Regions from separate parts of the Homo sapiens genome. Here region 2 is linked to region 1. Evidence: chromatin contacts called from ENCODE Hi-C data. All regions are on one chromosome and are shown on one strand. Each heading gives the region's core, a stretch centred on a gene start or an enhancer-like site at or near the end of the contact. The rest is flanking DNA. Distances are from core to core; before and after follow the strand shown.

Region 1 (2,847 bases), core at 169-2,668:
TTTCTTTTCTCTTCCTATACCCTTTCCTCTTCATTTCCTATAGGGCAAAAAGAGTGAAGATAGTAAAGAGTGAATCCTATAGATTTGATTATTTTCCATTAATAATCCAACAGAGTGTGTGGCACATGGTAGATGTTCAATAGACAGCTGATAAATTAATGAATGAATAACCACACTCATATCCACACTGGAAGGTGGTGTATATGGTTGTAGAGTGTGAGCTCTGGAGTCAGACTACCTGGGTTTGAATTTCAGATTTAGTAGCTAGGAGACTTTAGGCAGGTTACTTAGTTTCTCTGCCTCAGTTTTCTTATCTGTAAAGTAGGGATAAAATTCTCTCTCTTGAATTTCTTGTGAAGAGTAAATGAGTTAGTAAGTAATAAGGGCTAAGAATAGTGCCTAATACATATTAAGTACTCAATAAATGCTATTAAAGTATATTTCCATATGTAATCTCATTTTATCCTAACAACTATTTGGTGACATAAATGAGACAGGTATTTCTGGACCTAATAGCTGAGGAATCTCAGGTTCACAGGACTGCTAAGCAGTAGAGGGATGTCTAACATTCATTCTGATTCCAAGGTCTGATTTTTCTAGATTGAAGTTATTTGTTTAGTTTTGAAGGTGATTAAAAGACATTTAAAAAGAAAAGCAATTAGCTTTGATTTCAGTAAAGGTTATGGGTCTTGTAAAAGGTCAAAATCACTTTCTGTGGTTGAATGAGATGAAAAGAGGTTGAATGAAGTAACAAAGATAAGAACTGGTGCTACAGAAATAATGAGTCGTTATCAAAACACCTCAGTGTCTCGGGGAAGAGCGAAAGAAGCACTTTGGAATAACCAAGAGAAAGAATTAATCAATCTGATTTAAAACTGAATAATACCTTCTTTATTTTTCAGTGTTAGCACTGAGCTTTTGCTGAAAATTCACTTTGCTCTAAAATGGCCTAATTTTTCCTTTTAATTTGCATTTCCTTCCTGCCCAGATGCGACTGGCAGCAGCCCAGTGGTAGTTCCACTAAAGCAACTGTGCTACAGCACCTCAATTTGGATCTCAGAGCTGTCCTTTTACATTTGCTTCTTTGCATAATTTGTCAAACTTTGTAAGTTGCACAGCAAAATTCTGCCAATAAAGAACAGGAAGTTTGGGTCATCCTTCTGGGTTTACTGTTTTATATTTGTTTTTTCAGCAACTGGAGTCAAGCTCTGGTGAAAGTATTAACACATTAGCAGTTTGGAATTGCGCTCAAGGCTTCTGTTCAATGAATATGAAAAAACTGAGCAACAAGGAGACTTGGGCACATTATTTATACATTTGGTGAGCTCATTCACTCGCCCAGGGAAATCAGGCAGCACAGCCGCCAGCCCAAGGTTAATTTTGTTTTCTTCTCAGCCAGGAACAGGGTGTGCTATTACACAGAGAGAAATGAGGACTTTTTAATTGGCAAAGAGGAACTTCTGCTGCATAAAGAGGTATTCCAATCACTGGAGGTCAACAGAAATTCTTTCAGATTTTAAAATCTTGCTGTGTTCAAAGTTTAATGCAAAATCCTTCAAATTGCTAGTATTCAAAAACCCTGCATTAACTGTTTAGAAACAGAAGAGGGCACCTCATCATTCCTTATGCCAAATTTATTTATTTATTTTTTTAAGCGTGAACAGGAAACTGGCTTGCGAATGAAAATGAAAAACCACTTCCTTTTCCTAATGAATGAATGAAAAGATTCTGTTAATATTTTTAAAAGCTTAACTATGAGTAGAAAAGCTGTATTCACTTTCTAGTTTCAAGAGACCTCAGAGTTTAAGTTGGAGACTAGCCATAAAAAGTTTAATTCTATTATAAAGTGGCTGTCAAATACAATGCATTTAGATTTTAAACCAAGAGCCGCCTGGATATCCTTCTTTTCTATTGGCTAGGTAACCAGTTAATTAGGGTAACTCCTCCTTTCTTCTTCTCCTCATGTTTGAATCCCAGTTTTTCTCAGAATTAAATCTTTCTAAGCATCAGTGAATCTTTTAAATTTTATGCAAAATGTGTTTGTGTATTTTTCTAGAGGAAGTTTGGAGTTTTAATCAAATTATCTACCCTTTCCTGGGTTAAAACTCCAGGAAGTTTCCATGTTTAATTCTACCTTATGCTAATTGAGATTTTACTCTATATTCTGTCATAATAAATACTATTAGAATAAAAACCTTAGGACTTTTCTAATAATTTAAACCATAACTGTTATGGAATGTAGCAACAAACCTTTTGATTGTCTTTGATATTCTTTGTATTAAGTTTTAGACAGAGTCAAAAGGAAACTTTTCAGTCTAACCTAATCACTTTAATTACTGGTCCTAGAGGGTAGCACTGATTTGTCCTGGGTTACACGAGCAGTGAGCATGAGAATTCAGAAGTAATAGACCGGTCTTTTACCTTTACATTCTTTTAGTCTATATTCTTTTCTCTGAGTCATGCTTGGTTGAAAATTTGCACTGATTCATACATTTATGGAATCCTTATATTGCTCTGCTCACACATATGAGTTGCTTTTTTTTTTTAAGAGTTGAGGGTCTCACTATGTTGCCCAGGCTGGAGTACACTGACTATTCACAGGTGAGTTCATCGCTCACTGCAGCCTTGAACTCTTGGTTTGAAGTGAGCCTCCCTCCTTAGCCTCCTGAATAGCTGAGACTATAAGCACATGCCACCATACCTGGCTTCTGTGTTGTTTTGTGTTTTATACTTTGGTAGATAGTTTTATTCTCTAAGTGAACAGTTTAAAAGCAGCAAAATGCATGTTGTTTCTTTTCCAAGTTGTCTTTGTATGTAAGTTCCCCTGATAAGCATTATGTCTTGTTC
Region 2 (2,731 bases), core at 6-2,505, 140 kb after region 1:
TCTAATTCTAAAGAAAGAAACCAATCCCCTCAACCCTCAAAATAATGCTTTGGGTTTGTTGACTTTACCATTTAACCCAAATCTGATCATTATTGATTTTTAGATAATTTTGGAATACCTAATGGAGCATTGATTCAAATAAATGGCAACATATACTAGGAATATATCAAATTAATCTTTCATTTTTCTTCAGTAGTGATAGGTAGAAGTTATTTTGGTTAACATTTTTCTCAAGCTGAGAGCTGCTTAGGGCTTTGTTGGCTTGAGATTGATAAGCAGTGTGAAGATGTAGAGTGGTGACCCAGCTATTCTTATATGTGAAAACTTTCGATTGAGTTAGAAAAGTGTCATTCAAATCGAGCCCAGGCCCTATAACTTTGGACAATTTTATTAGTATTTTTGTTTTTTATTTTAGAGCAGCAATGTAGGGTAAGAAAGAACAAGAAATTGAAATCAACTGTCTCCTGAGTTCAGACTGATTTCACTGCTTGTTAGCTGTGTGATCAATAACAAGTGCCTTAGTCTTTCTGATCCCCAGTCGCCTGCAAAGTGAAAATAATGTTTAAATGCATTTTAATGGCTAAGTGACATGATACACGCAAATTATTTAAGAGAATGACTGACATGAGATTTGGCCGGGTGTGGTGGCTCATGCCTGTAATCCCAGCACTTTCGGATGCCGAGGCGGGCGGATCACAAGATCAGACGATTGAGATCATCCTGGCTAACATGGTGAAACCCCGTCTCTACTAAAAAAAAAAAATACAAAAAATTAGCCGGGCGTGGTGGCGGGCGCCTGTAGTCCCAGCTACTCGGGAGGCTGAGGCAAGAGAATGGCGTGAACCTGGGAGGCGGAGCTTGCAGTGAGCCAAGATCATGCCACTGCACTCCAGCCTGGGTGAAAGAGCGAGTCTCCATCTCGAAAAAAAAAAGACAATGAGTGACAAGAGATTAGTAATAAATGCTCCCATTCAAAAATGGGGTGGGGAGCTACAGCTCAATGACACGGACATCAGAACATCCTAAAATTGCTACTATTCTACAGAGAATTTTTAATGGACAAAATGGCAAGAAAATGAGTAGTGTATAAAGCTTGGGGATGGAGGATTGGATTTGAAACCAGGTCTGGAGGAGAAGGTAGAAAAGAAATGCGGAAGTGCTGGGTGCTTGGGGAGATGATGAGAAGCTTGAGTAGGAAGGCAATGCTCAGGAATTCCTGCAAGGCCTGTGACCAAGAAACAGCTCATGATTTTTCAATGTCTATTTTGAGAAGGGAGCTTTGGATTGCAGGGCAGTGGAAATGGGAAAATCGCTGGCCTTTAGAGCCTAGAAACAGCAAGGAGGACAAATAAAATGCTGAAAATGGAAAAAGAAACTGAAGTCATTTTTTTTTAGCTTCAGGCAAAAAGCCAATATGCACAAGAATAACTTCAGATTTTTCATTCAAATTTTTATGGCTAATCGCTCTTGTTGCTTGGGAGAGGAACCAGAGTTGACTCTAAAGTGGAACTTTGCGGGGGAGGGAAGATATGCCTGTTGTTTGCGCAGTTGTGTGTTTATTCAGGGCTTATATTTAGCTTTGTGCTCCAGGATGGCCTGACTGGTGTTTATGGCCAGTATCTGTTCTGATTGGCTGATCCCTTCTGGGCTGGTTGCTAAACATTTTGATTCCTTATAGAGGTGATGGAGTGTGTATGTACTTAATATATTTCCATGAGGTTGTAGGGCCGAGTATTTATTAATCTAAGTATTGGTTGTGCAAAATTAACTGATTAGCTTCTTCTTATTATTATTTTAAAGTTCTCTTTTTGAGGTGGTTTGTATAAATCTTACTCTTTCCTTGAGAAGTGAGCCCATTGTAGTAGGAGAGTCAGAGCTAAATACAGGCCTTTGTTTATCATCATTTCACGGCCTTGTCTTTCCTGGCTTCTTCCCACTCTCACTTGCTCTTGGCTGCTCATGGTCATTGCCAGAGGCCTGGAGAGCCCATATCTTTCATTGTTCCCCAGCTCCCAATCCCAATGCCTCTGGATTAGCTGGCCTGCCCTGTTTTTGACTTCCACAGACTGGCAACCACCCACCCTCTGTGTTTCTTCATTCTTTTTTGAGATTTTGTTTGGAAATTCTAGGATTTACATCAAAGCTTTTAAAACTTCACCCTTTAGGAACTCAAATTTTAAAAAATCAGTGTCCGTTAGCAGCTAAAGCCAGTGGGCTGAAAGCTTTTCTGAATCAGGAAGAGACAGGCTGAGTCTGAGTAGCTTCAAAGACCTGCTGTAAAATAATAATCTGCTGTTACTTCACTTATATTATTTATCAACATGTATTTAACTCTGATGGCTGCCATAGAGATCTGAATTTCCTGCAGATAGAAGACAGCAAGGAGGGAGCATAATCTCACAATTCCAGGGTATTAGACTGTCACACAGCATCACTTATGTCAGCCTATACCCATAAAAGAGAAGAAGTGTAATCAGTGTCATCAGAACAAGAAGCATATAAAAATGATTCAAACGTGTAATTCAAAAACAAATCACAATTTGAAAGTGGTTAACAAATGTTTTTGATATGCTCTGGAATGTATAGAGAGGGGAAAAGTGAATGATTTTCATACAGCCCAAAAATATCTGAGAAATCAGGATACTACCCAGCAAAATGAAAGTGGGTGAGTGGAGTGGGCCATACCCATGGAATTCATTAGTAAATGATTATAGAATTAATGGAAAATAAA

Evidence for each region. A loop is a pair of places that touch in the nucleus more often than their neighbours do. Pooled maps may share reads with other maps.
Region 2: a loop to region 1 is called in a pooled map, with 4 times the contacts of the local background. The contact joins two enhancer-like sites. A Hi-C loop is called at or near these places in 3 of 37 single-sample maps with no recorded cell type and 5 of 50 pooled maps.

What each region holds. Positions count from the first base shown.
Region 1 is chr3:178,965,507-178,968,353 of GRCh38, reverse strand. The region is part of intron 1 of LOC124906307 (a long non-coding RNA gene); the gene reads left to right. Among named protein-coding and RNA genes, the nearest start is that of ZMAT3, 100 kb to the left of the region's middle. Within about 2 kb of position 1,418, at least 8 of the 41 ENCODE cell types and tissues checked have a DNase peak (open chromatin) inside an H3K27ac peak, as active enhancers do.
Region 2 is chr3:178,822,576-178,825,306 of GRCh38, reverse strand. The region is part of intron 2 of KCNMB2 (potassium calcium-activated channel subfamily M regulatory beta subunit 2); the gene reads right to left. The region is part of intron 2 of KCNMB2-AS1 (KCNMB2 antisense RNA 1); the gene reads left to right. Among named protein-coding and RNA genes, the nearest start is that of KCNMB2-AS1, 36 kb to the left of the region's middle. Within about 2 kb of position 1,255, at least 3 of the 41 ENCODE cell types and tissues checked have a DNase peak (open chromatin) inside an H3K27ac peak, as active enhancers do.